Linked DNA regions of Mus musculus: region 1 is linked to region 2. The links are chromatin loops, found by intact Hi-C in ENCODE. Cell type or tissue: left cerebral cortex. All regions are shown on one strand. Links, peaks and the distances in the headings refer to the core of each region. The heading gives the core; the rest is flanking DNA. Region 1 holds the start of Rab5b (RAB5B, member RAS oncogene family). Region 2 holds the start of Dgka (diacylglycerol kinase, alpha).

Region 1 (5,367 bases), core at 148-5,147, 47 kb after region 2:
ACATATAGAATGTGAATTTATCCACCAGTACCTTACAATTGCCCATATTCCTCTCTCAATTCATCAAAAAAATATTTGTTAAGCACCTAGTGTGTACCCAGCACCATGCTAAGTGCTGTGGGGAACACAGAAGAAATGGAAGACACAGTCTCTGCCCGCTGTGCTCCTATCTAGAAGTGGCTGCATCACAAGGAGGGGGGATGACCGCAGTGTCTGCCCCACACCCCGTGAGTGGCTTGGGATCCCTTTGCTATGCGTCAGGGGCACCCCAGACAGTCACCCCCTCCCAGCCCCACCCAGCCTCGGGAATCTATGAAGCCACGGTTGGGGGAAGGAAGGAGGGGCGAGGAGACAGATAAGGGACTTCATTGTCTCAAGCTCTGTATGACCGACCCCATGATAAGCCCTGGGGAGGGGAGTCATGGGCCCTGCTGCCCTTTCACTGCCTATGGGAACCTCCTTTGTACAAGGGGCAATGTGGACTGACGTCAGTGTGGGTCTTGGCTTTCCTCTTTCCCCATTTCCAGGTGACCCGCAGGGCCCTATTCCCTGGAGATTCTGAGATTGACCAACTCTTCCGGATCTTTCGGACTCTGGGGACCCCAGATGAGGTGGTTTGGCCAGGAGTTACTTCTATGCCTGATTATAAGCCAAGTTTCCCCAAGTGGGCTCGGCAAGATTTTAGCAAAGTTGTGCCTCCCCTGGATGAAGATGGACGGAGCTTGTTATCGGTAAGTGCCCAGAATAGATGCCTGTGAGCCCTCCCACTTCCCAGAGAGGAGCTTTTCTGGATGAAGAGAAGCTAAGCCCCTGAATTGTTAGAAGTACTTTAGCCTTTGCTTCCCCTCTTCTTCAGTAGGTTGGTTCAGATTTGGGAGGAGGGAAATGAGAACTGGGTAAGGAGAATACTGGTTCCCAAGTTTCTGAGTACACCTGCTGTCCTTCTGGCCCGCTGCCACATCACTGAAGTTAGAATATATTTCTCTTTCCAGCAAATGCTGCACTATGACCCCAACAAGCGGATTTCAGCCAAAGCAGCCCTGGCTCACCCTTTCTTCCAGGATGTAACTAAACCAGTGCCCCACCTTCGGCTCTGATGCCCTTCCCAAAGCCCTTTTCACCCGTGGTCTGACTTGACCCTGGGCCTTTTGGACACAGGTCAGCCTTCTGATGTTTTCTGGCTGTCTTAGCATTCGCCTTTTCTCTTGCCAGCCAGTTCTGGGGATTCAGAGGTGCAGGGAAGGGTTAGGGAAAAGGGGGCAAGGTTTTGGCATTAGATGCACTTAACCCGGCTTCCACCAGCTTCTTCCCCTCTTCTCAGTCATTACTGAGAAGGATTGGTATTCAAAGCAAAACTGACAGTTTTCCCCTGTGTCAGGTTTTGCCATCCCAATCTTAAGACTGTCTCATAATTACCATGTTGAGGGAAACGCCCCCAGACTCCTGCTGCCACTGTTTTGTGAACTAATGAACATGAGCAGAAGCCTAAGTTGGGACAGCTCAGAACCAAGCAAGAGGGGGCCGTTTTAATGAATTAGATTGAAAAATAGGCCTAAGCCGTTTGTACCTTAGTTTTAGCGTTCGGCCTCACCTAGCAATCAAGGGCCCGTTTGGAGAAGCAGAAATGATTCCCTCCAGTGCCCTGTCTACCTTCCCCAGGCAAGAAGAGCCAGGAGGGCACAGGGCTTGCACGTCACTCTGGTCTGTTCATCGTGGTTCACAGGGCAAGGTGAAAGACACTTGAATTTCTCTTTTTAGCAATCTTACTGTTTTCTGGTGCTGACTGCTACACCCAGGACTTTGCCCTCACTAAGCAAATGTACCACCAATGAGCCAGGTTCCTAGCCTTCCTTTTGGAAGCTCAGTTCTTGAGTTGTCAGAGGGCCTCATTGCCGTCCTCCTCTGAGAGCAGTGATGCAGGCCAGGAGACATCATTTGAGAATGCTGATGCTTTTGTAAGGCTTTGACCTGGTTAGGTCATTGGGGGAAATTTTCTATAAAAGAGTGAACAATTATATTTATATTTCAAGTTAAAGTAGTTTGGATACTTTAGTGGTTTTGTTGTTGTTTCTTCTTTTTCCTTTTTTTTTTTTTTTTGTCAGTGTGGATGGATTTGTTGCCATGTGCACTTTGGGATTTTGTAATTGTTAAAAGAAAATATTTCTTTTATGATTTTCTTCTCCCACTCCCTGTCCTCCAGTGTTCTGTTAATATTATTTGTAATTTAGTTTGTAAATTCATTAAAAGAAAATATTCTCAGCTGTAGAGTGAATCTCTTTCATATTTATCCTTCATTTATTTTTTTACTGAAAAAATGGTGTGGGTGATATTCTGAATGTGAATAAGCAGTATGTGTCCACCTAATCTCTGTACATGCAGGCCCTCCTGCCATGCTCTTTAGTGGGGTGTTTGTAAGGATGGAGAAACTGAAGAGCTTCCTTCCAACTTTCCCCTACTCACACAGGCACACCAATACAGAACACTGTTTCAATTCCTTCTTTTAGCAGCAACTTGAGTGGGCTTCAGGGGCCTTTGTCTCAACCCTCCATTTCCCAGGAAGTGTTCACCATTTTGTGTAGAGTTTTGTTTGTTTGGTCTGGTTTTGAAATTGTGTGTGCATGTGAGCCACAAGTGCCCGCAGAGGCCAGAAGAGGGCATATCATCTCTCCTAGAGTTACAGGCAGCTGTGAGCAGTGGTACTGGGAACAGGCCTTGGGTCTTCTACCGGAAGTGTATGCTTCTCTAGCTTGCCTCTAGGCCCTAGGTTCAATCCTCAGTACCGAAAAAAAAAAAAAATCCTCAGCAAAGTTGTCTAAATGTTTTTTCACATTTACAAACAATTCAGAAAATATCAATGTGAAAATATTTAGGAGGCTAAAGTGTCTTCAGACTACCACTTTCTGTTGTCATGGCAATTCACCCCAAAACTACTGTTCTCTAGTGCGCCACTAAAAAGAATTTACAAGATAAAAGTTGTTTAATTTCCTGGTTTTGGGTCTTTACTTTTTTTTTTTTTTTTTTTTTTTTTTTTTTTTTTTGGTTTTTCGAGACAGGGTTTCTCTGTGTAGCCCTGGCTGTCTTGGAACTCACTTTGTAGACCAGACTGGCCAGACTCAGAAATCCGCCTTGCCTCTGCCTTCCCAGTGCTGGGATTAAAGGCGTGCACCACCATGCCCAGCAGGGTCTTTACTTTCTTAATTTGACACAGAAAGCAGGGCACGGGGAGAAGAGAAGGTTAATGCTGGTATCATTGTTTTTTGTTTTTGTTTTTTTGGGGGGGGGACATCGTTGTGTAGCTTGGAACTCATGGAGATCCTCCCGATTGCTAGGATTAAACATGTGGGCCACCAAGCCCAGTTTACTCCCCTCCCCATCCCCCTTATACTGAGGTCTTGTTAAACTGAGTATCCCGGGTTAGCCTCAAACTCAGAACTGCCTCCACCCCAATCCACTGTGCTGAGATTGGGAGTGCCACACCACACCCGACCAAAAGCCTTCTTCACTTCTTCACTAGCCTTGCCTGCCTGTCAAATTCGGAAATTTCCCAATACTGGTTAAAATTTCCTTTTGACCCGCCTTCTTCACTCACCTGATTAGATGTTTACGAGTCGAGAGGCGGGGGAGGGGTGTCACGGGTGTTGAGGTTCTATTGGCTGACGCACATGCCTGTCAGTGATGCACTGCCCCCTTTCCCAGGAGCTCTCTCTTTAATGGCTACTTATCCCGTCAATCTTCAAGGCTTCTCGTGTAGGTATTGGCTTGCGGCCTCGCCAATCCAGTCTCTCACTTGTGCTAGTTGGTGATAGTCCCTCAGAGCCCGCCTTTCTCCAGAAGATTGGCGGGCGGACGCTCACATAGCCCACCCACCACGGTAGGCGGGTGATCTTGCGATTGGCTGGAGCCGCCCCGGCGAGGAGGAGGAGGAGGAGGAGGCGAAGGGGGTAGGAGTTTGGTTGAGCTGCAGCTGTTTGTCTGTTCCACACAGGCTTGGGCCCGACGGGGGATACGGAGCCCCAGGTACCGAGCTGATGGAGCCCACAAGGGCAGAGGCGGAGGTCCCGAGAGGAGCGCCGCCTGGCCTGTGGCAGAGGCGGGGCGGGCCGACGTCAGGGCTCCAGAACCTCCTGGAGAGGGCCGAAGGGGCTGTCCCACAGGCCTAGTGGGCGCTGAGGAGGTGATCGGCAGGGCTGGGAGCCGAGCCTCTAGTTGGGAGGCGGCTGGGTTCTGGCTGTGGTGGCCGCTCGGGGGCCGGGCGCGGGGACCCGGAGCCGGTGAGGACCAGGGCCGGCCTCGGGACTCTGAGCACCGCGGTGAGGAGGGAGGAGCTGGGGTCGGAGACCAGGCAGTGAGGGAGGGGAAGCCAGCCCATTTGGCTGGAGGTGTGGAGGGGACAGTGCTACGCCCAGCCCCGAGGGTAGCCGAGGCTGGGTCTCCCGAGACATCCACTGTTGGGGCTCTTAGCCGAGAGAGGCATTCTTTTCAGGGAAAGTGACTGTTGAAAGGGGAACTAGGGGTACTGGTGTTGCCGAGAGGGATTTGGTCTCACTGAAGTCAATGAAGAATGTAGAAGACCAAAGTGGAAGGAAGTAGAAACGGTTTGCTATTAGTAATGGGAACTTCTGGAATGATGGTGAGGGGAGGCTCAGTATCTTGGAAGTTCCTTACTCTTCTGTTCCTTTAGTGCTTGGGTGTGGTGATTTGAAGTTTTGGGGTACTTCAGGAATAGGGAATGAAGACAAAGGTAAAATTATGTATTATTCCATGGCGCCTGGCAGCTCTACGTCCAGCCCCCCCCCCCCACACACACACACCACTTTAGTTTACCCTGACCTCATAGCTAGTCATGACTGCACTCCTGTTTCCTTTAGGTTTGCTATTGTATTCGTTGTTTTTCCTATTTCATCTACTGTGAGAGAACTAAGAAAATTTGGGAGTGCTTTGCTCAGTCTTTCCCACTTCATAATGTGATCTGTGGTGACTACGCTTATTTAACCTAGATTTGAGGAACTCTGTCATTTGCATGGAAAGGGGCAAAGCAATCCCCAGCCATTAAAAAAAAAAAAAAAAAAAAAAAAGGACCATGTTTATTGAAACTTCTGTGAGACTTGCACTTGAGCATTTCCTAGATAGTTAATGGGACAGACTATTCACGCCAGGAACTGTGAGGTGATATCCCTGAAGGGATTTGGGGAAGAATTGAGAGGTTAGCTACCAGAAGGTTGGCACCATCCTTTCTTCTTTGCCCACTTATTCAGGAACGTGTGTGTGTGTGTGTGTGTGTGTGAGATTAGTTATTTAGGTCAAACCTTGAGGTATTTAGAAAGATGGATTATAGAGAATGAAGAAGTCTTTAAATTATATTATATG
Region 2 (5,367 bases), core at 71-5,070:
GTGGTGGCGCACGCCTTTAATCCCAGTGGAGGCAGAGGGAGGAGGATTTCTGAGTTCGAGGCCAGTCTGGTCTACAGAGTGAGTTCCAGGACAGCCAGGACTACACAGAGAAACCCTGTCTCGAAAAACCAAAAAAAAAAAAAAAAAAAAAAACCAAAAGGAAAAAAAAAAAAAAAAAAAAGAAACAAAACAGGCTAATAAGAACCTCAACTAAGTTTTCAAAAGCTCACACATTGTCCTCCTTGCAATTCTCCCAGCTTTAACCTCTCTCCTTTCAATTCAAGTCTCAAAATGACTTTAATGCTATTTGCATGCACTACATGTTTTTACACGTGTATACTTCTTTCTTTTCTTTTCTTTTTTTTTTTTTTTTCGAAACAGGGTTTCTCTGTATAGCCCTGGCTGTCCTGGAACTCACTTTGTAGACCAGACTGGCCTCGAACTCAGAAATCTGCCTGTCTCTGCCTCCCAAGTACTGGGATTAAAGGTGTACACCACCACGGCCCGGCTACATGTATACTTCTAATCCCTCACTTTGTGTGTGTGATAATCCCTCACCTATGCCTTTGCTTCCTCCTGCATTTGGGTATGGTGGAGGGAGGGATGCTGGGGAGTGGAACCTAGAGTGTAGCTAGCATTAAGTCAGGCAACCATTCTGGCCCAAGCCTACCAGCCCGTATCTGTTTGTTCATCAATTGCACTTAAGTCCTGTCTATCTAGTACCCTTTCCTCAAAGAGGAGAAGGAGATGAGAATATGGAACAGTGCCTCTGAAAATTAGTGAGGTGCATGACTTGAACTCTTTCAAGAGTGGTCTCTAAAGCTCTCCACGGACCTGCTCAGTGAGGGGAAATACTAGTGTGACCTGTTTACTCTTTAATCTCTGGACACTCCCCATCACTGTACCCCTCAGACATCCTGCCCCCATCTCTGCAGGTTGGCAGGAAGTGAAACTCAATTGTCTGTTCAGTAGACTGGCCCTGGACCCAGCCCTGGGCCCCGGATGTATAACCCCACCCAGAGGAAGAAGAGGCTGGGAAAACAGGCTTGTTTTTTCCTTTCCCTTTGTTCACTGTGGTTTCTTTCTTTCTGACTTGTATGATGTGGTTGATTAAAGAGATGAGCACCTGGAACTATAGACATCAAACACCTCTTCCGTAGATGGTTCTTTGCTTTTCTTCCACCACCCCCACCAACAACTGACCTGAGAATATGGCGAAACACAGATCCAAAATAAGGTACAAAGATGTTACAGTAACTCTGAGCTCCTGCCAGGCAGTGGCACACCCTTTAATCCCAGCACTTGGGAGGCAGAGGCAGGCGGATTTCTGAGTTCGAGTTCGAGGCCCACCTGGTCTACAGAGTAAGTTCCAGGACAGCCAGGGCGACACATCGAAATCCTGTCTTGAAAAACCGAAATAAAATAAAAGTCTGAGTTTCTCTTCATATTCCTTATTGGAAAAATCATATTCCAACCTATGGCTTGTTTAATGTAGGAGAGTCTTTGACTTTATGCAAGAACTGATTCGAAGAGTAGTTTGGGACACAAGTGTTATTTAAACAGAATCTTTGTTTACGGTGATCAAGAGCTAGGAAGCTTTACAGACATCTAGGCACTTGCTTCAGTTTGTGTTTTTGCTTATCCTACAGAAAGAACTAAGAACAAGATCAGGTATAAAGAGACCTTCAAAAGTGTCTGTTGATAGCAGGAGTGGCACACACCAATAAACCCGGTAAACCCAGCTCTTGAGAGGTTGAACCAGGATGGCAATTTCACTGCCAGCCTAGGCTATGTACATACTAAAATCTTGTCTCAGGAAAAAAATCGTTTGTTGGACTGTGAGTAAGGAGGCGATGTAGGAAGGGGAGATAGACTTTGCTAACGGTGACGCATATACTGTTAAGAAGAAGGGTGTGGGGTAGCGGTATAGATCCGTGGTGCAGCACCGGAGAAGCACGTTCCAGGCACTGAAGCTCATCTGCAGCATGGTGGTGACAGTGATGGAGGAGGAAGAGGAAAAATGAAAACAAAAACAAAGCAGTGAAGGGTCAGGATGCAAGCAAACCAGAACAAACCTGAAAAGGACAGCAGAACAGAGACAGGTCACTCTCCGACTCCCGATCTGAATCTAAAGTTTAAATAACAACAGCAGCAGCAAACCCCACTACTCTAGAGAGTTGCTTCAACAGCTTTGTCTCCAAATACTTGAAGACTACTTACTTCTGTTTCCACTAGAGGGCCTTTTGTTTCTTTCGGTTTTTTTTTTTTCTTTTCTTTTCCTTTCTCTTCTTTTTTTTTCTTCTCTCTCTCTCTCTGACCCTCACTGGACCCGAATATATACACACATTTCCAACAAGCAGTCTGCTCTCCCACTCCTTTCTATTCCCAGCTGTAAGAGGATACAATTCCAAGAACACAAGGCTTTGTTGTGCTGCTCCTACTTCAGAGAAGGGTAGGAGGGAGTTAGTCGTGGGTTTGGGGCGGGGCGGGGGATGCAGGATGCCTGGGTCCCCAGTCCCTACCAGTAAATCCCCACTCATTGGTCTCCTTTCCGTTCAGCCTCACACCAACCATGCTGCTTCAAGAGTCCTGACAGCTCCAATAACAGGTAGGAGGAACTGAAAGGCTCTGCCTTCAGACTCTACCTTTGCCCAACGACTTCTGTGCCATCTGCCAAGGCCAGAGGGTAAAGTGCTAGGGTTGGGTATGAAGAAAAGGTGAACACAGTCAAACGTTGTTTTATGCACCTAAATCTCCACCCTAGTCTTAAGGAAAGGATATGGATTTTGAGAGAAAAGGCTGTGCATAGACAAGTCCGAGGCGGAGCTGAGGAACTCGGAGGAGAGGTGGGCAATTATCTCAGGCAGGGTCAAGCAATGTGAAGCCATGTGGAGAAGGAAATGCACCTAGGTCTAGGGTTGTGTGTGAATTGTGGAACTCTGGCCTTGCCTCTCTGGGTTCTCCTGAATGTGGAATCATTGACTTGGGCAGGCGCGTCCAAAGTGATGATTTGGAGATTGGAGGGCCGGCCAATTGCTGACCAGTCGCTGGGTGGTTCCAATCAGCACCCTGACCCCTACCTTGGCTTTCCTGGGAAGGGATGATGGGAGAGGCTTTGACTAATTAGAAAAGAAAGATAGAAGTAGAGCTGCCCCAGGCATGGGAAGACAGAAGCGTAGGAGTGGAGAAAGTGGCACAAACCAGAGCCCTGGAGATACTCTGAAGGCCCGGAGCAGATTGTGTTGGAAAGCTGGCAACAGCGGTGGGCTTGGGCGCGGCAGGAGGGCAGGCTGGGTCGGGGGCGGGCAGTGTGTCGTCAGGAGCTGGGCGGCCCCGCAGCGGCCGCGTCTTCCTAACCCGTCCCCTCCTGTCCAGCTCGGGCTCCGGCGCCCCTGCTCTGACCGTGCGCTCTCTTGGGTCAAGGTAGAGCCCCCGCGAGCCCCGTGCCACTCGCACACTCTCGCACCCGGCCAAAAGGGCAGCGGAAGGGGCCGCCCCACCGACTGGGTGAGGGCTGCGGCGTCCAGAGAAGGAAGCGTTGACAGCTGGAAGCTGCTGCTGGAAGGGTTTGCGCTGGGACTCCGGGACTGCCGTAGCGCTGCGCAAGACGCAAGACCGGGGTAAGCTGCGTTTCCCCCAGACCTTTCCTCCACCCTTATCCCTCTTGCTCACTCGGAGAGCTGGGAAGCTCAGCTCCTGGGAACTCGGAAGAAAGGTGCCTTTTGAAAACCCAAGGTGCCACACGGGTGAAGAAGGGTTCTTCTTTGGCCTCCGATCCTTTCCACACCTGTCACGGGGAGTTTTCTGGAAAAACTGGGTGGGAAGCCACTTTTCAGATTTAAATAAGAAATGAACCTGACTACCGAGGCAGAAAAGTAAATATTATTGGTCATCTCTACAGCCTCAAAAAATACAAGCCCACATCCCCCAACTATGCCAACATCGTAACTTCCTCCTGTACTAGTAGCTACGACACCCTCCGTACAGGAACATAGTGTGCCACCCCCTTATCCAGGCAACACAATTATCCCTGATGTTTATGGCGATTTAATGAATTCTGATGCTTCAAGACAAAAACAAAACAAAAAACAACCTCTCTGACTAGTAGCAGGGATGGGAAGGAAAGAACGGACCCTCAACCCTGGGAAAAAGGGATGCCTGATGTGGTTAGTCCAGCTCATTAGGCTTGGTTCTAAAGCTAGGAGTACCTGCTCTGTGAAGTCTCTTGCTGGGGCATCCTGAACGTCCTAGAAACACGCTAATTCTTGAGTAATGATGAATTTGAAAGCGGGTAATGAAGTGAAAGGAAACGTTAAGTGTTAGTGGAAACCTTATCTCTTTGATAGCTGCAATTTTAGTATTCAGTGTTTAAAGTTAGATCTGAAGAAGGAGAGGCGCCAAGATTTGGTGGACGTAATTTGAACAGGTTGTCTAAGAGTCTTGACTGGGATCCTAAGCCCAGAATGTTGTAGGATTCTTTCCCTCCCCTCCAAGTCAGTTTCTCTGGTCTCACCCTAAGTTGGTAGAGGTGAGGGAAACCCGGGGTGGGGTTGGGGGGAGGGGGAGCGTGAGTCACAAATAGCTGGGGGTAGGACTACAGACACCACCCTTCCAGCCCTGCATCTGTCTGGACTAGCCCAGGTTATAGCCTCAGGGTTGGGATGAAGCTAGAAGACTTTGGACTTGTTCCAGGTCTTTAAGATCCCAGGATCCTGTAGTTTGCTCTCGGTCAGGTCCAGGGGCAGCCAATTTATACTCTCTGACAGAAGTCAGGGCATCTGACTAGATCCCTAGAAACCCCTATGTCCAGGGTCCCAACCCACAGATGTTCCTAACTCTATAGTTTCCAGCCACCTCCTCATTTTCTCAGAGGCAAATTCACCATCTTGATGCTACTACATGTCTGTACCTGACATAAGTATTTGTATTTTAAGTGGAAGGTACATAGTTGAGCCTTGCTACGGATAGAAGTCACTAGAATTTGTGAGTTCTTGGCTTAAAAGTACCATTTATCCTAATATCCAAATGTGTTTCTTTTTCTCACTTTGTGGGTGTGTAGGGGGACAGGGTCTAACCAAAGTTTCCCATGCTGTCCTTAAACTTACTTTGTAGCCTAGGCAGGCCTTAAGCATCCCACCCCCTTATCCGAGTCTCCTGAGTAGCCGGAATTGTCTATATTACCACGCTTCACCAGACATAAGACTATTTTTGTGTGTCACCTTATATAATATTGGTTGATGTTTATTGAATTCTCATTCTGTATCACACATTTCACTATGCATAATTGCTATATAAACTTACTTAAAAACCCACTTTGTGACCGACTAGGTACCTGTTTATTGATAAGATTGGGCTAGTGTATATAGA

What was found. A loop is a pair of places that touch in the nucleus more often than their neighbours do. Peaks named below come from ENCODE experiments on the same cell type or tissue, not always from the same donor. Only the 100,000 strongest peaks of a DNase experiment are listed, where the experiment ranks them.
Region 1: a loop joins it to region 2, with 2.2 times the contacts of the local background. A loop is called at or near these places in 8 of 42 quality-filtered maps.

Annotation. Positions count from the first base shown.
Region 1 is chr10:128,694,836-128,700,202 of GRCm38, reverse strand. Rab5b (RAB5B, member RAS oncogene family) reads left to right here and starts at 3,935. Exons shown (of 6, transcript NM_177411.4): 1 at 3,935-4,017. Cdk2 (cyclin-dependent kinase 2) reads left to right here. Exons shown (of 8, transcript NM_183417.3): 6 at 84-227; 7 at 528-731; 8 at 993-2,264. The coding sequence ends at 1,097. It also overlaps a transcript of Pmel not described here. In left cerebral cortex, for the core only: a CTCF peak has its summit at 2,640 (motif pointing right); a DNase peak (open chromatin) is centred at 3,740; H3K4me3 peaks cover 1,824 bases; H3K27ac peaks cover 1,252 bases.
Region 2 is chr10:128,742,049-128,747,415 of GRCm38, reverse strand. It overlaps Dgka (diacylglycerol kinase, alpha), which reads left to right and starts at 3,340. Exons shown (of 24, transcript NM_016811.3): 1 at 3,340-3,620. It overlaps Gm31504 (predicted gene, 31504), which reads right to left and starts at 2,469. Exons shown (of 2, transcript NR_168573.1): 1 at 2,221-2,469; 2 at 1,534-2,075. In left cerebral cortex, for the core only: a CTCF peak has its summit at 2,212; DNase peaks (open chromatin) are centred at 3,206, 3,490 and 3,961; H3K4me3 peaks cover 1,826 bases; H3K27ac peaks cover 783 bases.